5 separate regions of the Homo sapiens genome follow, and all the other regions are linked to region 1. A link is a loop called in an ENCODE intact Hi-C map of the cell type or tissue named here. Cell type or tissue: endothelial cell of umbilical vein. All regions are shown on one strand. Region 1 overlaps NTM (neurotrimin). Region 2 overlaps NTM (neurotrimin). Region 3 overlaps NTM (neurotrimin). Region 4 overlaps NTM (neurotrimin). Region 5 overlaps NTM (neurotrimin).

Region 1 (5,000 bases):
TGATGGACCCTGAGAAACTGACTCAGCCAAATCCCTCACAAGCAAGGCCTGGTGTTCCCAGTGTCCAATGGCCTGTAAGTCAGTCAAGAGTTTCCTTGCCATCAGCCATTTTGCTTCAAATAGCCTACCAAGTTCATTCCAACACAGAAAGGCATCTGAGAACTGCATATTGTTTTCCAAACAACCCATTATCTGGTGGCCTACTGAAAAATTAGTTGAGGGAGAATCTGTGCTGAGAGATAAATCTTTCTGTGACATTTCAAGACTCATCCTCAGCCAATTAGAACTGCCACTGTGAGAGCAGCCTGTTAGCACACATTCCAACCACGTTAACCCCAGAAGTTCTGAAAGAAGCCCCTTAGCAGACCTACAGTGTCCTCTGCATTCTGGGAACTGATGGGAAAGCATGTGCATGTGTTGACTTATGGTGGAGCAAACCCCAAACAGGTTTGTGGCCAGAAATGGGATAGAACTAAAGAGTCAAAGAACTGAATTGAGAAATTGCAGACATTAAAAAAAGCTATTTCTAGAAGGAGTGGCTCTTTAGCGACAGGATTTACTCTGACCTCCGAATGCAACCTTGGGCCACACAGGAACCTGGACTCCTGGACAGATGAATTAGGGTGCTTTATTTCAAAATGAAATTGACCATAATGGTTAGTTTGGTGAGTTTCCTAGTGGAGTTTTGGCCTGAGGTTTTAAAAACTGCTCCAGGTCAAGACACTCTGAACCTCTTTCTATGCTATTTAACTGGCCCTATATTCCTCAGTGATCTTTTTTGGAAAGAAGGTGGAGCCATATGTCCTTTTAACAATACTCATAGCTTGCCATTTACAAAGGTTACCTTTACCAGGGGAGCTAGGTACTTTGCAAACATACAACTAACATCATGCACTGCTGGGGACATTTACACCACCAAATCATTACATAAATATTGCTTCATTAAGTCACAGAACATTCCTAAAGATAACTAGGCACCTCTGCTCCCATTTTTCTAGTTGGATAAACTGAGGTCCAGAGAAGACAATTCCTATACTCAAAGTCACCAAAATAAAACAGTTTATTTTCACTGGATCCCCTTCACAAATAGAAAAGTCCCCATTTTGGCTCCTCGTTGTTAATACAGAGGACACTTAGTTTGGAAACCCTTAGCCTAGAGAACTGCCAAATTCTGTTTTCTGATGCCAGTGACACAAAGCCCCAGCAGCCCACAGGACAGAAGGAGCTAGCACATCTCCAAGCTGAGGGACTCCGTGGCTGCAGGCTGTGTGCAAATGGACCCAGCTCATAAGCCAGCCTCATTTTTCACAAATGACACCATCTTTGGATCTGCACGCATCTGGCCATAGAGTAACTTTCAAAGAGTGTTTGTCAAAAGCTTATTCTCTCAGAAGAGTTCCCAGGAGAAAACCCCTATTCCTCTCAGCAGTCAAATCAAAAGGCCCCTCTCCCTGAAACCCCACACACAGGCACCACAGTGAGGAGGAATCACAACCGTAAAATAAGGGGCCAGAGTCCCGCAGAGGCCCCTGTGCCTCTCTCCCGGGGAGGTGGCAGGGATATCTGTGTACACGGCACTCTCCAACTGAACTGGGCCTCCTGTCTTGAGTAAAACTAAAAATAAGGGTGATAACAAGAAAGATTTATCTGAGACTGAAAGGAAGTTCTGACATTACCATAATGGCATCTCTCCAGAAAGTCTGTTCTTTCCTTTCCATTCACATCTCCACTTAGTATTTTTCTGAAAATATAGCTAAAGGCAACTATTCTTTCCCCATGGTTCACAACTATCAGATTGCCCAAGCTTGCACAGACTGCCCCCAAAACATGGTTAGTTAATTACTCACCAACAGAAATACCAAAAGCAACAAATCAGTTGCACACATATGTGTTTGAGAACCCTTATTGTTCTAAGAGACTCCTAATTACACATTTCCTCTGGTATCTACCCCTACCCCTCCCTACTTCCCTACGGGAGTCTGAGTAACACAATCAAAGAAGATTCTAAAGAGGCTTGTCATATCCTGGGGTTTACAAGACATGGTATTCAAAAGGCAATGATGTTAATATTGTTTTACAGTATGCTGGCTGCTTGGGGGGTTTGCAGCCATCTGTGTTCATTAACCCCTTTTTAAGTCAGGGGAAGGGCTGGGGTTGGCTCATTCACAGAGTTATGCTGCCTGCCTCATCACTCACTTCCTCTATCGAGTCATTGACTTGGGGGCATCAGGCATGATTTATTAGTAGGAAACATACCAGTAGACTTTGGTACAACAAGCATCTCCTAATTTTGCCCTAGCCAATCCCTATAAGAACCACTATCTGTATTACCTCTGAGTTCTCCAAGAGCTGATTCTAGAATATCCAGGTAGGTGTGAGTTACGAGCACAGAAGATTTTATTAGATCCACCGTCAAGGACTCCTAATACAGGCCTATTGCTACTGATGGATGACCTGGTTACCATATATATGAGGTAGTTACATTTATAATACAACGCACTTTTTTGTGTGAATCTGATAAAAGCTATGAACTCTAATTCCAGAAAAAAAAAATGTTCTTTCTCTCTTTCACACAAAAACGCACACCCCATATAATTCTGGGAGGTTCATGACCCACTGAAGCTCATCTGGGTCCACCAGCCCCAGCTGAGGAGATCTCATTTCATTAGAAGTTTAGCTTATTCTAAATATTTACCATGCCCTTCCCCACACTCCCATTATAATCATGGCTAATGTATTTTCATGATCTTTAATTTTTCCCACATTTGAATCAAATGATCTCCTCACTGATAGGAAGGGAACATTCTACTATCACAGTCTTTCATTTTAACAGATACACAGGCATCAAGGGCTTAATACAGGCAAGCACGGTGGTGGTCAGTGTGACGTGTTAACTTGGCTGTGTGACGTGTTAACTAACCTGTGATGGTCAGTGTGACGTGTTAACTTGGCTGAGTGACGTGTTAACTAACCTGTGATGGTCAGTGTGACGTGTTAACTTGGCTGTGTGACGTGTTAACTAACCTGTGATGGTCAGTGTGACGTGTTAACTTGGCTGAGTGACGTGTTAACTAACCTGTGATGGTCAGTGTGACGTGTTAACTTGGCTGTGTGACGTGTTAACTAACCTGTGATGGTCAGTTTGACGTGTTAACTTGACTGTGTGACGTGTTAACTAACCTGTGATTCTCAGTGTGACGTGCTAACCTGGCTGTGTGACGTGTTAACTAACCTGTGACGGTCAGTGTGACGTGTTAACTTGGCTGAGTGACGTGTTAACCAACCTGTGATGGTCAGTGTGACGTGTTAACTTGGCTGTGTGACGTGTTAACTAACCTGTGACGGTCAGTTTGACGTGTTAACTTGGCTGTGTGACGTGTTAACTAACCTGTGACGGTCAGTGTGACGTGTTAACTTGGCTGAGTGACGTGTTAACTAACCTGTGATGGTCAGTGTGACGTGTTAACTTGGCTGTGTGACGTGTTAACTAACCTGTGACGGTCAGTGTGACGTGTTAACCTGGGTGAGTGACGTGTTAACTAACCTGTGACGGTCAGTTTGACGTGTTAACTTGGCTGTGTGACGTGTTAACTAACCTGTGATGGTCAGTTTGACGTGTTAACTTGGCTGTGTGACGTGTTAACTAACCTGTGGTGGTCAGTTTGACGTGTTTTGGCTGTGTGATGTGTTAACTAACCTGTGATGGTCAGTTTGACGTGTTAACTTGGCTGTGTGACGTGTTAACTAAACTGTGACGGTCAGTTTGACGTGTTAACTTGGCTGTGTGACGTGTTAACTAACCTGTGACGGTCAGTTTGACGTGTTAACTTGGCTGTGTGATGTGTTAACTTGGCTGTGTGACGTGTTAACTAACCTGTGACGGTCAGTTTGACGTGTTAACTTACTTGGCTGTGTGACGTGTTAACTAACCTGTGATGGTCAGTTTGACGTGTTTTGGCTGTGTGACGTGTAAACTAACCTGTGATCGTCAGTTTGACGTGTTAACTTGGCTGTGTGACACGTTAACTAACCTGTGATGGTCAGTTTGACGTGTTTTGGCTGTGTGACGTGTTAACTAACCTGTGATGGTCAGTTTGACGTGTTAACTTGGCTGTGTGACGTGTTAACTAACCTGTGACGGTCAGTTTGACGTGTTAACTTGGCTGTGTGACGTGTTAACTAACCTGTGACGGTCAGTTTGACGTGTTAACTTGGCTGTGTGACGTGTTAACTTGGCTGTGTGACGTGTTAACTAACCTGTGACGGTCAGTTTGACGTGTTAACTTACTTGGCTGTGTGACGTGTTAACTAACCTGTGATCGTCAGTTTGACGTGTTAACTTGGCTGTGTGACATGTTAACTAACCTGTGATGGTCAGTTTGACGTGTTTTGGCTGTGTGACGTGTAAACTAACCTGTGACGGTCAGTGTGACGTGTTAACTTGGCTGTGTGACGTGTTAGCTAACCTGTGATGGTCAGTTTGATGTGTTTTGGCTGTGTGACGTGTTAACTAACCTGTGATCGTCAGTTTGACGTGTTAACTTGGCTGTGTGACGTGTTAACTAACCTGTGATGGTCAGTGTGACGTGTTAACCTGGCTGTGTGACGTGTTAACTAACCTGTGATGGTCAGTGTGACGTGTTAACTTGGCTGGGTGACCTGTTAACTAACCTGTGACGGTCAGTGTGATGTGTTAACTTGTCTGTGTGACGTGTTAACTAACCTGTGACGGTCAGTTTGACGTGTTAACTTGGCTGGGTGACGTGTTAACTAACCTGTGACGGTCAGTGTGACGTGTTAACTTGGCTGTGTGACATGTTAACTAACCTGTGACGGTCAGTTTGACGTGTTAACTTGGCTGTGTGACGTGTTAACTAACCGGTGACAGTCAGTTTGACGTGTTAACTTGGCTGAGTGACGTGTTAACTAACCTGTGATGGTCAGTGTGACGTGTTAACTTGGCTGTGTGACGTGTTAACTAACCTGTGATGGTCAGTGTG
Region 2 (5,000 bases), 330 kb after region 1:
CACTATTTTCAGACAATGTCCACAGTCCTGGTGACTGCGTGGCAAGTGTGTGTCCACCGTCATGTACTACATGATACATGACCTGGACGCCTAACCAAGAACCACTTTGCCACTACAATACCCAGAACCTACTAGAATATAAGGCACATAGTAAACCCTTAACAGACTTGGTTGAGTGACTATATGACCAAGCATGTACAATTCTAATACCTAATTGAACACATTTAGCTTATGGCACCTTTATCTCATATGAACAGTACCATCAACGCTTCTTGTACACAAGTAATGGATTCTGCTAAGAAAGATGTATCAGGTAATACTGAAGTCACAATGCACAATGGCAGGTGCTATGTGGTGCCCGGCGAGTACAGTGGAGGGCCTGTTGTCAGTCATGGTGACACGGTGGTGATGTGTTGGTTGTGTCCTGGTGGAGACATTCCTGGGATCACAGGATAACGAGGAGCTTGTCAAGCTAAGGAACACGGGGAGGGGATTCTATGCAAAGACAATACAATGTCAATGGCAGAGACATGAAAAAATTGCATGGAGCTTTCAGGAAATTCCCTTGCTGTTGCTGGCAGTTCCAGTGAGAGGCAGGACTGGCAGTGGCAGACATTTAAGAAGTCATGTGATACAAGGCTCTCTGGATCCCAAGATCCAGAAAAGCTTGAGATCATCCTATGGTCCATGTGGCCCCACAGAACTGTTTGACATTTAGAAGCAACATGGTTTATTTTGCATTTTATTTACACCACTCATCTCAGATGTGGAAGATGATTTCAGGGGTATGGAAGGAGAACAACGAAGGCCGAGAGTCCAGCTACAAAGCTATTGCATTTAATAGGGACACAGGAGGAACTTCATTAAGATGTTGGTAGCTTGAATGGCAAGCAAAAGGCTGATGGGAGAAAGATTTAGGAGACACAACCCAAAGGCACAGATATGTGTGCTAGCAACTGGAAGAGAGAACAGCTTCTGCAGAAAGACTCAGGTGGAGGAGGAGGATTGTGAGGAAATTCAGAAGAGATGCTAAGCTTGGGTGCTCGTGGGTTATTCAGCTGGCAATTCAAAGAGTGAGTTGTAAGTTCATAGGACAGTTTGACTGCACATAGAGTTTGGGGAGTTGTTGATTTATAGATTGTAGTAGTGAGAAGCACATTTTCCATCTGTGCCTTAGTTTCCCTCTAGCATATTAGTATAAAAAATAAATTGCTCCTAAGGTATGCAGTGGCTTCTAAGAAAGGCTTATCATAATCTTAACATATATGTATAACAGAATGCTTTATTAAAAAATATGTATGTCATTTTTCTTCTTCACCACAAAGGTATATGTTAGATATTTTTACACCAATTTTACAGGTATCAAAATTGAGTTTCTAAGATTAAGTAACATGGCTATGACTACTACAGCAAATTGATAAGTGACATGTGAGGACCTCAGCTCCAGTCCTCTGATTCTTTTCGGTATCACTGACTCATTGTTATAATAATTTGTTGACATCGCTGCCTTTTTCGGAGGGTACACTAGACTCATGAAGGATGATACTGAAATTCAAAGTTTTATAAAAATGCCAAGCATATGAAGCAGGAAAAAAAAATAGCAATGTCCCATCATTTATAAAACTGAGCTCCTTGGAAGATAAAGGTTATTTAAATGCATAGGCTTATTAATGTCTCTGCATACTCACAGTTCTATCAATCTGAGCATAACCTGAAACTGCAAATTGTACAGGAGGAGACAGACAACATGCTTAATGCTTATCTTGATCTGGAAAATTATACCGTAAGGATCAAGAAAGGCAAACTTAGTGCCTGGGAACATAATGGAAAAACGTATTCATGAGCATCTGTCTTCCTTCTCTTTGCCGCTTCCTGCTTTCCTCTCTGTAAAACTTCCGCCACACCAATTTGGCTACATCATTTTCCTACACACAAGTCAGTGGAGAGCTCCCCATTGGGCAATGTTTTACTTTTCCGGCGTTGAAAAAGAGCGGCACAGCATGCGTCCAAATCCCGCCAGCATGTAAGAAATGTACCCAACCAGCCCGTGAAAGATGTCCGTCCCTGATGGTTGCCACAGGGAAATGAATTAAATCTCACCAGCCCTGAAAGTCACCTTCGGCGGGAGGATTTTTGTTGTTGTTTTCCCCACCACATCTACCTTCACGGTCCTTCTGATTATATCCATGGCAGTAGGAGAGGATGACGACTCCCACAAAGAGGGTAAAGGAAACATTCCTGGACAGACGGACGATGGCCAGGCTGAGGGTTGGGAACACCCCTGCCTCCCCTCACAGGGCCCTGTTCTTTTGTTGGCAGCCTCCCACCAGCGCACGTGATAAAGGGGGCAGCAGAAAGAGGGACACAGGCTGGAGAATGAGCATATTTCCTTGAAATGCTTCTTTCGGTGAATTAAACAGGGGTTTTTTGCAGACTGAAAAGGATTTATTTTAGTGCTACAACTTCTCTTATTCTCTGTAAAGGAGTTAGCTTCCCTAAGAGCTAGAAATATTTCCCAAGAAATATTTATAATCATCCTAACATATTTGTATAATGCTTTATAATAAAATAGATGTCTCATTTGTCTCATTTTTTTTTCTCACCACCTACTATAGGTTAGATATTTTGCCCCAATTTTACAAGTAACAAAATGGAATTTCTAAGATGAAGTGACTTGGCTAAGGCCACGAGAGCAACTCAGGAAGTGATGAGTCAGGACTTCAACTCCAGTCCTCTGATCCTTTCAATATGTGTCACTGACCCCTTGTTCTAGTAATTCGGAAACCAAGGAAGATGAGGGCGGAATGATGGGGCCGAAAGCTGTACTAAGCCAGGGAAAAGGCTCCGATCAAGCAAAAATAGCGATTCTGATACTACAATGTTTGCACAGGGCTTTTACACTTTTCAACACCTTCCAAGTTATTCCATCACTTTGGCCTCATCTTGCAAGGCAGGTTTTGATAACCCTCCCCAGTTAAAAGATGAGGAGACTGAGAGCAGTGCCCTTCACCTGTCCCGGCTCAGCCTCCCTGAATGGCACCTCCTCATTCCCTGTGTAGGGGACAGGCATTCTGTTCTCTTTAGGAATCCCTCCAAGTCCTACAGGGAAAGCTCGAGGAAATACAGCCCCAGTATTACAAGCCATAATCATTGTCACCCAAGGCTATAACTCCATAAAGTGGTTTCTGGTAGCACCATCAATCAGAGAGCAAGTCAGCACAACCCCAGTGGAAGTCCAGGCCTCTGTGTGTCAGAGTTTGTTTTAGGACTGACATCCCTTTATAAACACCACAAGCGGCTCCAGTTGAATCACCATTTGCAGCTCTGTCTAACCCTTCTGCGTCAGCACTCAAAGTGCTTGCATTTGCCCAGGAGGTAAATGCAGATGCAGCTAGCAGCCCACAACTGTCTAATATTTAGTCGGTATCCAGCGATTCAGATGTGATACGAACGCTGCACTGACACACCGGTGTGGTGGGATTATGTCAGAGGAATACACAACAACTGGGATTTGAGCATCTTTGGGGCTAAGGAGAGTCCAGTTAGTTCCATATTCTATTCCTGCATCCTGAATAAACTGGGTTTGAGGGTAAGTATGTAGTCTGTCCTTAAATAACTGCAGAGGACACTTGTGCTTGTTTACTAAAATTGTTTCAGAGTCCAGGAACAACACAATTAGGAAATTCATCTTTTTTTTAAAAAAAACATTAATTTTCTAACCCATATCCAATTCCTTAATAGACTTCTTCTTTCTTCCTTTTACCTCTCCTGACAGCTTTTCCGCAGACTGCTTGAAAAGGGAATTGCCAGCAATTTTTAAAATTGGGAGATACTTTCCCCCAGGATACTTTGCTTCTAATGACAGTCATTCCTTTTATGTTTTTATTAACTTGAGTAGGAAGGAGGGGTTGATTTGCATGTTCTGTATTACAAACAATAATAATCTCTGTACAAATGTTAGATGGGAAAAACATGTATTTGCAGATTTGCTAAAATATTATAAGAATATAGTCTACAAGAATAAAGTCAATTATTCAGTCCCTTTAGATGTTAAATTGCAAATTATTTGTATGGAATTTAGTAATACTTAGCACTTTACATATCTAAAGTACTTTACAAACACTAACAAATTAATCCTCTCAATGGCTCCTTAAAATTAGGAATAATTACCTCTAATTCACAGATGGGGAAATCAGGAAAGGTTAAGAGACATGCTTCAAGTTACAGAGAAAGTTGCTGTCCCCAAAGACAGGAAGCAAAATAGGACCTGCTTCTCAAGTATGGGCTAATTTTGGAATATCAAGAGTTTCTAGCATAAATGGTCATTTGGGTCTCATCTTAAGAACTAATTTGATGATAGATTATTGGTATCACAATATGCCATAAGAAAAATGGAAATAACCACAAAGTATACATTTGGTCCAGGTTCCAGAATGAATAGACTAAATGGTAAAATATGCATTGGGGAATTGTACTGGATACAATAGCTCTTCTCCCAAGTACTGGATACATCAAAACTCTAGTTTGTCTGTATTATGCTGAAGGATGTACACAATTTCAAAAGAATAAGAATGGCTGCTTTCACTGTTTCACACGACCTCCTATTCTTATTGCTTTTTGCCTATTTTCCTTGAGCTATGGAAGGAAAGCCACAGGTGCAGTAGCTTGCAGGTGTATTTGCAGAGTTGGTAAGTCATAACTCTGCCTGATATGCCTTCATTCTGGCCGACCACTTAGTAGGAACTCCACATATGGCAATTAAATTTAATTGAATCTATGATCCTGAACACTTTTAAAATATGCATGGTGAATTATTCCTTTTAGGAAGAGTACTATGAAGGTTCTAGTGGTATAATTTATTTGGTTTTATTTTGTTTCATAATTCTTGCAGAAACACACCACATCTGATTTCTGGAAAATAAGTTTTTTAATGAAAACTTTCTAAAGATAAACTTCACAATAGGCTTCTACATTTTATTTCCACTTCTATATTATCTCTA
Region 3 (5,000 bases), 210 kb after region 1:
ATTCAGCTAGGTTTATACTTAAACCTGAAGACAGACATCCAATAACTCATATTTCGAGGTTTGGAGCCATCTTGTCCTAAAATAAATACCAGTTTGCAGTTTCATGAAAGCAGAAAAGTCACAGCCTTTGCTATAAGAGGAACATGAAAGTCCTTTACAACTCCAATGTGAGCAAAAATCTGAATTTTAGGACAGTTTTTGAAACTAGGGACTTAGATATGGTATATTCTTTTAAAATATAACCTTACCATCAAACAAAAATAAAAAACAACCCTCGATTCATACATAACAACTAGGCAATTGTGTTCATTCTCAAGATTAGTACTGTCTAGGACACAGCAATAAATATGCAGAATGAAGAAATGAGTGAATGAATTAAGGAGACTTCCACCTGAAACATGGACTCCTGGGATAGGGTTGCTCAGTTCTGTTGAAGCCTTCCTCAGGGACCAGGAAGTTGCTATCTTGTCTGATGGCTTTCTTTTGTCAGGAGTTGGGGAGAAAGTCAGTTAAAATTACTTCTTTAAGTCGGGCTCAAACTTGACTTTGTGTTCTCTGTACTCTTGGCCCCAGTTGTGCCCTCAGAGTGACCCAGAAATACATGTTCCCTCCTCCACAGGGCTGTTCTCTCCTCAGACAGTTACAATGCTAAAATTCTCAGACAGTCTGAGAATCCCCAGATCAACTGAGACCTGGCTTTGCAACACACGTGCTCTGCCCACAAAGATCCTTGTAGATTTACCTTCAGAATCACATTTTGCTCAGGCTGATATTAAACTGAACTGTGGTCCTTGAGACCGCACTAAGAGCAGCCAACGAAGAGTCAGGTGAGCTGGATGCCTCCCCTGGGGTTTAACAGTGGGCTCTGGATGTGCAGAGGAGTGGTGAAGAGCTGACCAGACCCACGTGCATTTGGGACCTGTGAACACCTCTGAATGTGGAGTGGAGACAGGCCTACCTAGTGTTCACTAGTCTCAGACCACTGCCTATGACAATGTTCTGCACCAGCTGGTAGCACTGCAAGCTGCTGTGTGGCCTACAACACCTTTTTTTCTTTTCTCTCTCTCTTTTTTTTTCTTTTTGCATTTTAAGACATATTCATTAGTGAAATATCAGAAACCTCAGGGGCAGCATGTGCTTCTAATTCATTTTCCAATTGTATAATGAGCCAGGAGTGAAATTTTTAGGGTGAATTTAATTGACCTTTACAGCAACATCAGGCAGATTGGCTTAAATGCTATTAAAGCAAAATGTAACCCGGTGAGACTTTCTAGAAGGTTATCGGAAAATCTATCAAGTTGTTTTTCCTTAATTTTTATCAAGAAAGGAAAAGCTAGATAGAGGACATAGAAGGATGAACAGACAGAGAGACAGAAGGAAAGAGATTTACGGCAGGAAAGAGATGGGCCTGGAAGAGAGAAATGAATCCCAGGGAGGGGGAGGGGCCACCCAAGCCCCTCACTGCTGGGGGATTACGTTTTAATTTAGAAAGGCTGCTTGAAATTGTGCAATTATACCACAGGTCACATTGGTCTAAAGTCTTTTTAGCACTTGGGGATAGGACCGTACAGCCTTCTTTTTATTAATATTTTGGTGTTGATGTGTAGGCCCTTCCTAGCTCTTCATAATAGAGCTCACATGCAATGGAAAATGATGTCTTCTTTTGGCAGCTGACAGGGATATTTTTTCTGACTCCACTGTCCCCTTCATGCTCAGCTCTCAGTAACAGGATACCCATGGGAAAGCCAGAAAGCCAGGGGTAGGGCTGAAGAAATCCTAGGGGACTAAGATTACACCCTAAGGGAAGTGGAGGCCAACCGACAGGGTGCAAAAGCCCCTGGCAAATCAGGCTCGATTCTAAGTGATGCCAGCTCACAAGGAGGTGCCCAGTTGTGGACATCAGTGTCTTTGGCATTATCATGCCTCTGGCAGCCAGGCCTTTTTCATAAGTATGTAGCCAGCAAGAGACAGGGAGATAAACGTGTGTCCATGAAGGTTGTGCAAATCAGAAAGATGATGTAGCCCCACCATCACCTCTACCAAGGAAATGTAGCTAAGAATTCAGGGGGTGGTGAAAGTGTACTTCCTGGGACCTGCTGCCCTTAGAAAGGCCTGCTTGCATGGTTGGTCCTTGGCTGGCACCAGAAAACTTGGATTTCAGGAAGGTTTCCACTGTTCGTTAACTAGTAAGCGTGGCTCCTTGTGCCTAGATTATCCGTGCAAGCAATGTGGTTTATGCTGAATACGTATTTTCCTTCTGGGAATCTGGTATGTTAGTAAGTGCTAGGGAGAGGGTGACGATATGACCAGCGTCCAGTTAAGACCTTAGACTCTGAGTCTCTACTGGGCTTCCCTGGGCAGAAACATCCCACATGTTTTGCTGCATTTTTGTGGAGGGACAGTGGGCTCTGTGGGACCCTCTTGGGACGGAAAGAGCATAAGAAAGTCTCACATGGGTTCCTTCAGACTCTGCCTGTGCCTTGACCCCTTATGATCCAGCCCTGTGTCCTCACCATGGCACAGGAATAAAGCCCAGCCATGAGCAGCACTGTGTGCTGAGTCTCAGGAGCCCTTCCAGAGACCCTCCAAACACGAGATGGTCATGGGGGCCCCGTCAGTCCCTCTCTCAGTGAAGGCTGTCTCACTAGCTCTTGTCCTTCCCTCAATTCTAAACCTCACACCTGCCCTGAAATCTTTTTGACATTGACGGAGGCTGTAGATAGGAGCTGAGGCCCGATATAGACGCATCATCCCCCAGGAGTGACTAAGCTCTCTGCACTCAGCAGACTCTAATAGATATCAGAGTTACTCACATATAAGAAACACATGTTCCTTTCTGCCAAGGAACCTCCAGACAAAGGGGGAGTGGGGAGGAAGTGAGAAAAGGGGAAAAGCTGCCCTTACTGATAAGAACAACCTTTAATAGTCTCAGAAAGAGAAAAGGAGAAAAAAAAAAGGGGAGGCACTTCTAAAATGGAAATACAAAGTGTCTCAGAATCTATTTTTACTATCATAATCGACATCATCCTCTTCAATACTGTTTGTAGAGCACTTCCGTTAAACCAGGCATTTGCAAAGCCTTTTACATATGTTGATTTCAGCTAGCATTCACCATGGGATGCACTAGAGAATGAGTGTTATTATTATTCCTATTTTCCAGATGAGGAAACCAAGGGAAAGAGCGGTTATAGAAAGTAGCCAAGTCACAGAACTGGAAAGTAATGGAACCAAGATCCCACTCGAGTATGTGTCTCAAGAACACAAGTGAAGTCTCAGAGCATCACCCTCTCAAGTCTTGTTAGACTTGTAAAATATGGTTAAAATGGGAGAAAGATAAAACAACCCTCAAAGGACTACTCGAAAGGGACAAGAGGCAGTCATACTCTTAATTGTCCCTTGAGACACCTGGATTCCCAGTAGCACATACGGGAAAGTCAACCGTACCAAGGTCTTTATTAGCTCCAGATTTTCAGTCCTCTATACAGTTTTAAGAAATAAGAGCTTTCTTGAAACCTTAATTTTCAAAAGTTTTATTTTTTCTACTGGTCAGGATTATAGATTTTTAGAGCACTCTTAGATGACACAAAATATTTACTAAATTGTGAACTCTATAAACATAACCATATTCTCTGAAACATACCTGGCACCAGGAAGACACCCGATGTGTCTCTCGGATGAATGGACGGACAGACGGACAGACGGATGCACACATGGATGGACGGATGGATGGATGGATGGATGTTGAAGGGGAAAATAGACTTTGAGGAATTGAAATGATTTCCTAGGAGCTGAAGTGCGGCAAAACTCTGACTGGCTGAGGTTGTGATGTTTACGTTCCATTTTCCAGGCTGAGAATGAATTAGGTTACAGGAGTGAAGTTGCTCTCTACTAGCTACTTCCGCATTTAAAACACCTGAGCTGCCCTCTGTAGAAGCAGGGTGGGGACTATTTGGTGAGCAGAAGTTTGGAGTTGCCTGGATTATTGCCAATTTCACAGTATTTGGGGATTTGCAAAGAAAGATTAAGCCCCACAGATTATGTGCTAGTCTTTCACTCCCTCGTTCCCTATTCCAGAAGGGAGGATTCAGACGAGAGCAATTCCAGCTGCTGCGGCTCAACGTGCTGCAGAGCTGCTTCAGCAAAGCCAGTGAGCTCGGTGTCCGCTTAGGTGAGAACAAAGCACCTGCGGCTGCTATTGCCTCATTTGCAGGGCTCTTCTCACTTAACTTACCATCCGATTTTATATTCACTTAGCCCACCAGCGTGCGGAAAACCTCCTGGGTTCTACGAATGGTGACAATTTATACATGTGTTGATTTACTCAAAAAATACTGAGCTCCTCACATTGGCCAGATTCTTTAGTAGAAGACGGAGATACAAGGATTGTCCAAACAGCATTCCCCTCTGCTCTTAGCCCAACTGGGGAAACAGATAAATATTTCAATAATTGCAAAGCAATGTGTCTAATAATATGTGCATGGGTGGGGGCGGGTAAGGAGAAATGGAAAGAGAGAGGGAGAGAGGGAGAGAATCAACTTGCTCATCCTGGCCTATTCATAGAAGCTTCCGCAAAGTAACTAACAGAAGCAGAGCCAATGAAAAGAAATGAAAAAGTATAGCATGAAGAAAAGAGAGTGTGTAGGAAGGCAAGGGTTAGCATTTCAAGCAAACACAATAGCATGTACAGAAATCACAAAACAACTTATGTATTCCAGAACCTCATAAGAGCTCAGTATGATAAAATGTAGACTGGAAAGGAAGGGTGAGGCATGGGCGGGGCGGAGGCTGGAAGAGATGGAGTAGGCAGAGAGAGGGGTATGAAGGAAATTGGGGGAGACAGAGAAAGGGGGAGAGCTGTCAGGAACCAGACAATAAAGGGTCTTTTATGTTACCTGAAGGAGACGAAGCTCAATCCTGCAAATGATGAGATGTCATTGGAATAACTTGATCAGATTTCTAGTTTAGAAAGGTCATCTAGCAGGAGGGTGCAGGGAGGATGA
Region 4 (5,000 bases), 160 kb after region 1:
TGGAGATGATTGTTCTGAAGAAAAACTCCAGGATGATATGCCAGAGTAAGACTGGTGGTAGTGGTAGAGGATTATTTTGATTTGGTATCAGGAAAGGCATCAGGGAGGGAATTCTCTGTGAGCTTAGGCCAAAATGACAAGAAACAGCTGTCCATGGGAAGATCAGGGTAGGGGTGTTCCCAGCAGGGCGGACCACAAGAGGAAACGCTTTGCAGCTGGAATAAGCTGTGTTTATGGGTGTCCACAACAGAGTGAGTGAAAGGAAAGGCAGGATGAGAGTCCTTCGGATTTTATTGGCAAATTCCACAGGCCAAGCCATGTGCTGCGGATTAGGAGGCAAGCCTGGAGGAGGCCTAGTTCCGCCCTTAAGAGGCTGTGGAGTAGCTGGAGGGACTACCAGAGAATCCATCTGCTTATCAAATGAAACTCCAAGCACCTTACATGACATGAGCAAAGTGCCGCAGCTTCCTTCATCTAGAGGGTGACTCCCGCGTCCTCTCAAGTATCAAAACCACATTTAGTCTGTGTGATTCCATGGAGTCCCATATCAAAACTCAACCAAAATTACATACATTTCTCAGACCTTCAATTCCTAACTCACCCGGGAAAAACAACATCATCCAATCGCTAAGCCTATGGTCTAGAGGCGCGATGGAATGCAGCGTTCAGCCTCTGATACCCACCTGCCAAGTGATCCCCAGGAAAGAATGCACTTTACTAGCTGCTGCCTTAATTGGGGAATCTCTGAAATGTGGAAAGCATTCATTGAAACTGCCAAGTGACAGGTGTGTTGATGCTTAGTGAAGGTCTCTAAGTGAATGACACCCATGCATTGGGGCTTCTGGGGCTCTCTGATTCCTCACTGATGTCTGCTCACTTCCACCCAGGAGCTAGGAGCTAGTGCAGTCCTGCCAACCCACAGAAAGCCTTCACTCCAACAGAGGGGCTCTGCTCCAGCCACGGACAGCGTGATCGCCCACGTTTTCATGGTGTACTCTGCCTCACAAGGTCCATGACCTCTTTGTCCACAGCCAGCTTTTCCAGTTGGACCCAAGCCCCCAAAAGCCAAGTCCAGGCCGTACGCCTTTCCACACCCAAACACCCAGCTCAGTGCCTGATATGGTCTGGCTGTGTCCCCACCCAAATCTCATCTTGAATTGTAGCTCCCATAATTCCTATGTGTTGTGGGAGGGACCCAGTGGGAGATAATTGAATCATCGGGGCAGTTTTCCCCATACTGCTCTGGTGGTAGTGAATCAGTCTCACAGGATCTGATGATTTTATAAGGGGTTTCCCCTTTCTCTTGGCTTTCATTGTCTCATCTGCCGCCGTGTAAAATGTGCCTTTTGCCTTCTGCCATGATTGTGAGGCCTCCCCAGCCACGTGGAACTGTGAGTCCATTAAACCTCTTTTTCTCTATAAATTACCCAGTCTTGGGTATGTCTTTGTCAGCACTGCCTAACGGACTAATACAGTCCCCTTCTTGAAAGAACCACTCAATACATTTCTGATTGACCGTAGTTGAAATTTAAAATAAAATGATAGAGAAATGTGGTAAGGAGATAAACTGAATATAGCTGGGGGATATCGTTGTTTGGCTTTCATTCATTTTGTTTGAGTAAGCATCTGCCAGCACACAGTGCTCATGCCATGACAAGGCATGATTCTTGCTTTCCAAGAGGTGCTCTGCAGCCCAAGGGAAGAAAGAAGACAGAGAGATAACACTGGAAAACAGGGTCTAAGCCAAAATGAATAGGGAAGACATTAAGTGCCACAGAGGAATGAGAGGAACACGAATCCAAAGGGTCCTGAATAGTCCTGGGAAGCTTGGTGTACAAAGTCAAGGAATGGAGTCCTGAGCTAGCATACTGGTCTGCCACTGGCTGCTTATGTGATTTCAGGTAAGTTCCCCCTCTCTAGGCCTTAACCGGGAATAATTGTCTATTTCAGAGAGGTGTGAGGAGTAAATGTTACTGTTTACATAAAATGTTCACACAGTAACAGACCAATGATAGTACTATGTATCTTATTAACGTGATTGTTACCAGTGCTTCATAGCCTGGCTTCAAAGCTTCCTAGCTGTGCCACCTTCATCAAAGCATGTAAACTCTCCACACCTCAGTTTCCTCGTCTGTAAAATAGGGATAATAGTAACTCCTACACCATAGGGCTGTTATTAAAGTGTTAATGTCATGAGGCTGAATGATAGGTGAGATATTATTAAAACACTTAGATACTCCCCAACACATAGTGAGCACTCAATTAACATTGGCTAATAGTATTATTAATGCAGATTCTGTTTTACCTCACCCTTTTAAGAAATATGCCTACAGAATGCCAGCGGGAGGGCAGAAAGAGTGGGAGACTGCAAATTGTAATTCTTTTCAGGCTGTCAGTGCTATGCTAATTGAAACATTTCCCAATACCTCCACAAGGATTGTTAGAGCTACTTGGATAAGATAAAACATTTTTTAAAGTTTCCTCAAATTAGAATCTTCTGCTGAGCATTTATTCTTTAGGGACTGCAAAAGATCCTCAAAATATGATGTTGGTGAGAACAAAGCAGAATAAAATGAAATTAGAGCAAAAAGTCCTCTGCTGGTTATGAAGAAAACTACATGTATCACCATCATCACCCAATCACCCATAGGAAGATGGATATGGCGGCCCTCCAGGCCAGAGCACGGGTGCTCTGGTCTCCCCTAGTTGTGGTTCCTTACAGCTTGGTTATATGATTAGTCAAAACAGAAAAAAACAAACGGAAGAAGAAAGAAAGATAGATGGAAGGAAGGAAGGAAGGGTCCTCTGTCCCCCTACACACACACAATACAAAGCAAAAAGAAAATAACTCAGAACTCTGAACTACTAGATGGTTGCAACCTACAGTCAGGTTACGTGAAAATGCAGCAATTTTTATGCAAACAAAATACGTTCTGAAATTCCTACTTGCCTCTCTGTACACAGAACAAGAAAATGCAGGACCTATGTTTGAGAGTTCAGGGGCTTCCACCCCACCAAAGTCCATCCCAGCAGGGCAGCCCTTCCTTGTTCTAGCGCATCAGAGTCTGAGAAGGAGGGCAATCCTGAGAGGCCTGAGCATCCTCCATACTGGTTGCTTGTTACACCTGGTGCCTGATTCACATCCTAAGTCAGGCCTGTGGTCAAGGGCTGGTGTCGCTCAGACCCTAGCTCATCTAATCCCTGCCCTGTAGTGCTCCATCCACTGTCAGGGCCTTTCTCTTGAGTGTCAGGAAGACATTCAGCCCCTGAGGCTGGCACAGAATGGCAGGAGATGTTCCAGAAGGAACTTGGCTGGGTTGGGGTCAATTCAAGGGTCTAGAAAGGAAGCTCCACCATGTTCCCATCTCCATCCACACCCAAACAATACCACTGGGTTGAGAACACATGTGAAAATGCAAACAAACATTAGTGCTGAAAGAGAGAGGGGGACCGGCAGAATGAGAAAAAAGAACCATGAAAGGGAAGACAAAGAAAGATAAGTCAGCCAGTACATGATAACGCGATTTCAAAAAGAAGCTCCTCCTAAATCAGGCCTGTCCCGTGATTCAGCCTCTGCTGAATGCAGCCACCCTCTGGACAGTCCTGACTTTGATAAGCCTTGAAGACTACCTTCTGGAGACCAGATTCTGGCCTGGTCTCTGTCTGCCAGGACCCACTTCCTGTTTATTTATCTTCAAGTCTCTACAGAGCTACCTTACACCTTTTCCTTGAAAAAAAAAATCCCATTTATATCTAAAATGTTCCCCATTCAGAATGTCTCTGTCCCTGGGAGGCCCTCCTTGCAGCCAAGGACTAGGGACAAAGAGGGCATCCAGAGAACAAGCATTTCTTGAACAAGAAAATTTCCTTGATTATTACTGCTCTAGACATTTATTTTTGGTTTTTTATTTAAGTAGTCTGAAATCACTGCATATTTGTAACTCCCCTGAAATCCATTTTTAAAGCAGATACACAATCATTTCTGAGTGGGGGAAGGAAGTTGCTTTATTTTTGCTCAGAAGAGTGGAAGAGGTGGGTCTCGTGAGCCAACAAATAACTAGGAGTTCACCAGAGCCATGAGGTTAAGCTTTGCCTAGACAAAGGATCACTGGATGCTTGTAGCCCTGCACGGGTCCCTAAATTACACACTTCCTTTGGCAATGTCCTGATAACTCAGCTCTGTATTGACATTGCCTCCTCTTCACCATTTTCTATCCTATAGATATTGCCTTAAGTATACAGTCCAAAACAACCCAATCCTAGAAGAAGTCATCAGAGGGGCAAAACAGTAGACACCAGCACCAGGGTTATCTTTCCAGAAATCTTCATGTGCAAAGGACAGGAATATTGCCATGTTGCCTTGTGGTTAGTTCTGTCGCTTAGTTTGGAAAACTTTATTTAGGAGGGCAGACTAAACCAAGGAGAGGCAGGGAAATCGTTCCCATGAACCTTCTTAACGTCCACCTCATGCTTATTCTCTTATAAAATCCCAGAGAATAAAATTTCCCATCGCAATCATTAAGTGTTTTGCCCGCATATGAGAGGTGTGGTTTATCAACACTGGAAATTCAGTTAGCGTTTCTGCAGGCAAGGTAATCAGGGAGATAGAATCATTCTACCTTACACAAAGCATAACCAAGATTCTTCTTCTTCTCCTCCCCCAGTGCCTGTAAGCCTTAACCCCAGAAGCCAATCAGGACCCAACCCAACACTGAAACCTAGTTTCTCTTCAGTAGACGAGTTTTGCATGTACCGTTTTGGTGGAGAGCAGGAACAGAACACAGTTCACTACAGTAAATGCCATTTTCCACGGACAAATCAGACTCCATGACTTGGGCCTCAGAAAGCCACGTTCAGACAGGAGAAAGCATCTCTGTCTGCCCACCAGCTCACGGCATGAAGGCACCCCAGGAAAGCCCGGGCACAGTCAGGCCCAGGACAAAGCAGCGGCTCTCCCAGAGTGCAGGAGCCAGGGCTGGCAAAGCCCTATGGCATGGGCG
Region 5 (5,000 bases), 180 kb after region 1:
AACCCTGTCTTATACCTCATCTCGATCTCTGTCAATCAACACTATTCACCCCTCAAGACACGCTTCGACTGACTGCCCCCGCAACCCTTCCATGGAGTCCTGTCTTTTGGTCGTCCCAGTGAGAAGGGATCTCTCTCTTCTGAATGCCTGTAATGTTTTGTGTCTCCTATAGCACATTGAACACACTGCCTTCTGATATAGTTGGGTGTCAACATATGGTATCCTCCCTACAAGGGATTAGCTTGTTTCTAAGACCTTAGTCTTTTTATTAGACCAATTTACTTGATAGATGAAAAGACTCATAGAAGTCATCTAAATCAATGTGCCCATGTTGTAGATGAGGAAATGAGCCCTAGAGAGCTGACATAGTCTAAACAAATTCGCACATTCTCCTCTCGCTAGGCTAGAGGAGAGCTGGAATTCATTTGCACCCTGAAATCAGGGACGTGCTTGCCCAGAATGAGGACAGAAAAGGTTGAAGGAATGAATGATTCTGACAAATCCCCTAGACCTGCCATCCCACTGTCAAAAGTGGTTCTGCCAGAGACACAGACAATGAGTAGGGGATCCTCAAGTCAACCTCATCCCAGAGATAACCATCTCACTTAGCATGCGTCCGGGTGGCACCATCAGCAGCACACAGTATCTGTTCCCATCCAAAGAGCTTTTCACGAGGAGCTCGTTCTGAGCTTCTTGATAAGCAACTGGGTAGTGGTGCTATTTTTAATCAGCTGACCAGGGATGAAAGTTGTTCAGAGAATTCTGCTTTCATACATTAGAAAAAAAACCCAGAAAATCAATCTAGCACTAATAAAAGATGATTGAAAATTGCTAATACCAACCAATTGTGAAACTTTGCCTTACAAAAAAGGAGAGCGCTCATGAGTTTCCTCGTCTCCTCTACTGTAAACAACGCACAGGGCTCAGCTCCTACCACTGTCTCCCCCTGCACTCAGCAGGCTGCTGGTGGTTATTACAGGAGGCTGCCTTACCATTAGCACAGCAATGCCAATTAATTGCAGTCATGAGCAGACTTCACATTTAAGGAACCTCACAGCCTGAGCCCTAGCAGCATTTGTAGATTCAGAATGTGTTTAGAAAGCTCTGTTTCCAGGGGGTATGGTGTGTGTCTCTACAAAGAGGGGAAGTCTCTGAGGGTCAGGGGTGAGGTGGATATGTGTGTGTGTGTGTGAGAGAGAGAGAGAGACAGAGAGAGAGAGAGAGAGAGACAGAGAGAGAGAGAGAGAGGGAGAGAGAGGGCCTGTGTGTGCTGTGCATATTTCTGCTATCTTAAAGTAGCCAGGTGCCTTCCTTTGGAGCAGAGAATTGGGTCAGGGAGGAGTGCACTGCTGGAGAGATGAGCTTTGGGTGGGCTGAGAAGGAGGAGTCTCTGTGAACAAGAGAAATGAGACTTTGAATACAAGGGATTTGGGAAAGGAGCTAAATGCATGCCTAAGTAGGAAGTTTCTGAAGGTGGAGGGAGAGGGTTCCTGCAGAGACATCCATCTTTGGTTTTGGAAACAATTTATCATGCAAAAGAGGGATGCTACTGATCCCTCATGCAAAAGAGGGGCGCTACAGTGCTCCATGCCTCTTGGGTTCCTGTACTTTCCTTCCCCCAGTTTCTTCATGAAAACCTCAGATGTGCCTCTCTTTGCACTTCCCACTCTGTTGTTCGTATTCTCTCCTTTCTCTCTATTTGTAAGTGACAGGCGGTGAGGACAAAGTCCCTACTCCTTACTAGGCAAACAGGCTCCACTGAGTCTGTTGTTTAGAACCTTGTGGAAGTCCTGAAACAAACCCTAAAAGGAGCACTGTTTTCCCTTGAGGACCTTCTAATGTATTTTTTTTTAAAGGCCCACACACTGGGCCGTCAAAGTCACATGCAATATGACAAAGTGGGTAATTATGTTTTGCTTAGCACACATCAAAGGAACAAATGGCTGGAGAGTGGTGTGTGCTGTGCACTCAGGCGTGATGTGTGAGGCCAGCCTGGCTGGGGGTATGGGCTGGGGTGTGGCCATCAGAGCCCAGGCTGGCCCTCTGGTCCCCTACCTTAAAAGGAAGGAGGCTGTGAGACTTACTTCAATCTGGGAGCTGAAGTGGAATCTGCCTGGCCTGTATCTTATGCTCCTTTGTTTGGTTTGCATGGAAACCTGTGTTTATGGGGAAACTCCAGGCCTGCTTGCTACAGACAGATGTTTCTGATCTCTGTCCCTTATCATGTTAAGAATGTTCCTTTTGGGAGATGAACCATCATTTTATTTTCTCTTGCACTGGTGCAGGAGATGGAAATAAATTACCAACACTTCCTAAAATCCGGACGCTCCCTTTGGAAGTGGGTGACTCCAAGCAGCCTTTGACAAGGGACTCATTTAGCACTCAATGCTGCTGCAGCTCAATGAAAAGAGAGGCTGCACCGAAGGTACAAATTATGTCCACGGTCCTTGTCACTGGTAAAATAAAAAAAAAAAAAATAAAGAGGAATAAAGCTAGATTCTATGTCGCCGATGCCGAGACCAGGCTCCTCTTTAAATGCAGGAGGTCTTCATCTCATCTCCCCTTCCCTCTACCTACCCCACAGGCTGGAAAAACTTGTCACTTTAAAATTTAATTATATAAAATCCTGCTCCCTTTACCCCCTGTGGATGAGCAATTGTTCTGCTATTTCTATAAGACGCCACAGGAAATATGAAAATAGGAGGCAGGATTTGGAGCAAGACTGTTCCTGAATGCCTGTGGTTAGCAGCGTCAGAGATGGCTGTGAGGATTTTACATCTGCGACAAGGAAGTGGAAGGAGGAGGGAGAAAGAGTGGGAAGGCAGGTACCACAAGAGACCTGTCTCGGGATGCTGCAGTGACCTTTGACCTGAAGGAACCAAACCTGGGGCTGAACCGAAAGGAGAACAGCCCTCACCTGTGCCAAGCTCACTTCCTAAGGCAGGAGATCCGGGCTGGCAGATGGGTCAAAATGAGTCATGAGCTGGAGGGGAATGAACGACGCATTTCTCCGCAGTGTGAAATGCCCTCTCCAAAACAGGCCGGGTGGTATCCATGGTCTCATTCATTCTTTTTTTGTTTTTTTGAGATCGAGTCTCACTCTGTCGCCGAGGCTGGAGTGTAGTGGTGCAATCTCAGCTCACTGCAACCTCCACCTCCCGGGTTCAAGCGATTCTCCTGCCTCAGCCTCCCGAGTAGCTGAAACCACAGGCGCACGCCACCATGCTTGGCTAAGTTTTGTATTTTTAGTAGAGACAGGGTTTCACCATATTAATCAGGCTGGTCTCGAAGTCCTAATTTCAGGTTATCCACCCAGCTTGGCCTCGTAAAATATTCTTTAACCAAATATTTTACTGGAAAGCAGTTTTGAGTAGCAACTCAAAGTATAGGCACTGAAGCCAGAAGCTGAGATTTCAATCATGGCTCCTTCACTTACTAAAGGGATTAATGTGGCAAGTTACTCTCTTCTTGCCTTGGTTTTCTCATCTGTAAACTGAAGATGACAATAATAGTACCTTCTTCATATAAAGTGCCTAGAACAGTGCTATCATAATCATCTGATAAGCCACCACAATATAGCAAATACTGAACTAGATACAAGGACAACAGTGCAGTAGGAGGTCCTGTGCTTGCATTCTGGTGGCTCATAACTTAATGGGGAAGATAGATGTGTATACACATTACCTACAGTGCGATGGGAGCAAAGAGAGTGGCATCTAACAAGTCTGAAATTTTGAAGATGAGTCCATCTAAGGATCAAAGGATTTGGGAACACTTAGCAGAAGAGATGGATCTGTAGTTTTTTTAGAATTGGTAGGAAGTTACCAATTGGAGAGCGGAATCAGATAATTTGTAGCACACAACAGAAAGAACAAAGAAGCTGAGGTTTAAGGCATCTTGGCCTGTTTGGTAAGACACAGTGAAAAGTGACTTGTGCCTGAAGAATGGCAGGAGAAGAAGCCAGAAAGAAGCCCACAAGGCTCGCTAGACAGTTTGGGTTTCATTGTGTTAGAAATCAGGATTCACTGAATTTCCTGTTTTGTTTTTGTTTTTGTTCCCAGGCACTCAGTCTTTTCATTTTCTTCAGCTTTATTGAGATATAATTGACAAATAAAACTGTATATATTCAAGGTGTACAACATGATGTTTTGATGTAAGTATGCATTGTGAAGTGATTGCCACAATTAAGCTAATTAACATATCCATCACATCACATAGTTACCTCTTTTTGGTGTGTGTGACAAAAATACTTACAATCTAATCTGTTAGAACATTTCAAGTGTACAATACATTGTTATCAACTGTAGTCATCATGCTGTACGTTACTTCTCCAGAACTTATTCATCAGGGGCTTTAGAGCTATACTGATGGGGGTTTTACCAGCTGCCTATTTGACCTTAGACAAGGTGTAAAATGAGAATGGTAGTGCTCGCTTGCGGAGCTACTATGAGGATTAAATGAGACAATGCACAGAACAGTGCCTAACGCACAGTAGGCACTCTATCAATGAGAGGTCTTAGTATCATCCCAGCGGGACAGATAAAGACCAGCAAGCCCTTCCTCAGGGATGTATGGAGACACAGCGTCCCTTCCTCCCTGCTAAAAAGCACAGAAACATCGTTAGCAAAGCTTGGCTCTGTCATCTTACCAGGGTAATGGTCAGAGCTTTGTAGGAAAGCTCCCTCAAGCTCCCTGGCCTCTGCAGGGATCTCACCTGAATCTCTAGTGTAGCCCTGCACCTGGGAAACAGAAGGAGACACAAGCAAACAGCAATCCCTGCCGAGTTAGCAAGACAGCAGCCACCAAATGGACAGTTTACTCTATAAACACAAGAGGCGTGCCTCAGACCCAGTTAGAAGGGATCTTTTTAGAGGTAGAGTGCAAATATGAGCAAAAGTGACTCAACTCAGGACTGGATAATGAACTGCTGCCCCAGCAAAACCATTGCATCCCCAGGTGGGGAACGGGGAAGAGGCTCCCAAGCCAAGGCAGTCTCCTCC

The links. A loop is a pair of places that touch in the nucleus more often than their neighbours do. Peaks named below come from ENCODE experiments on the same cell type or tissue, not always from the same donor. Only the 100,000 strongest peaks of a DNase experiment are listed, where the experiment ranks them.
Region 2: it touches region 1 in a loop (7-fold over the local background); 2 of 110 quality-filtered maps call a loop at or near these places.
Region 3: it touches region 1 in a loop (8-fold over the local background); 2 of 110 quality-filtered maps call a loop at or near these places.
Region 4: it touches region 1 in a loop (5-fold over the local background); 6 of 110 quality-filtered maps call a loop at or near these places.
Region 5: it touches region 1 in a loop (8-fold over the local background); 3 of 110 quality-filtered maps call a loop at or near these places.

The regions. Positions count from the first base shown.
Region 1 is chr11:132,069,302-132,074,301 of GRCh38, reverse strand. The region is part of intron 2 of NTM (neurotrimin); the gene reads right to left. It overlaps LOC124902795 (a long non-coding RNA gene), which reads right to left. Exons shown (of 2, transcript XR_007062958.1): 1 at 3,337-5,000; 2 at 1-3,128. Among named protein-coding and RNA genes, the nearest start is that of NTM-AS3, 170 kb to the right of the region's middle. In endothelial cell of umbilical vein, no CTCF peak of the experiment used is centred here; a DNase peak (open chromatin) is centred at 2,011; H3K27ac peaks cover 3,446 bases.
Region 2 is chr11:131,743,323-131,748,322 of GRCh38, reverse strand. The region is part of intron 1 of NTM (neurotrimin); the gene reads right to left. Among named protein-coding and RNA genes, the nearest start is that of NTM-AS1, 82 kb to the right of the region's middle. In endothelial cell of umbilical vein, no CTCF peak of the experiment used is centred here; DNase peaks (open chromatin) are centred at 2,732 and 3,282; H3K27ac peaks cover 2,921 bases.
Region 3 is chr11:131,857,816-131,862,815 of GRCh38, reverse strand. All of the region lies in intron 1 of NTM (neurotrimin), which reads right to left. Among named protein-coding and RNA genes, the nearest start is that of NTM-AS3, 37 kb to the left of the region's middle. In endothelial cell of umbilical vein, no CTCF peak of the experiment used is centred here; a DNase peak (open chromatin) is centred at 2,855; H3K27ac peaks cover 1,386 bases.
Region 4 is chr11:131,912,074-131,917,073 of GRCh38, reverse strand. All of the region lies in intron 2 of NTM (neurotrimin), which reads right to left. Among named protein-coding and RNA genes, the nearest start is that of NTM-AS3, 17 kb to the right of the region's middle. In endothelial cell of umbilical vein, a CTCF peak has its summit at 2,627; no DNase peak of the experiment used is centred here.
Region 5 is chr11:131,886,386-131,891,385 of GRCh38, reverse strand. All of the region lies in intron 1 of NTM (neurotrimin), which reads right to left. The region is part of intron 1 of NTM-AS3 (NTM antisense RNA 3); the gene reads left to right. Among named protein-coding and RNA genes, the nearest start is that of NTM-AS3, 8.4 kb to the left of the region's middle. RefSeq lists an enhancer at 1,640-2,533. In endothelial cell of umbilical vein, no CTCF peak of the experiment used is centred here; no DNase peak of the experiment used is centred here; H3K27ac peaks cover 1,327 bases.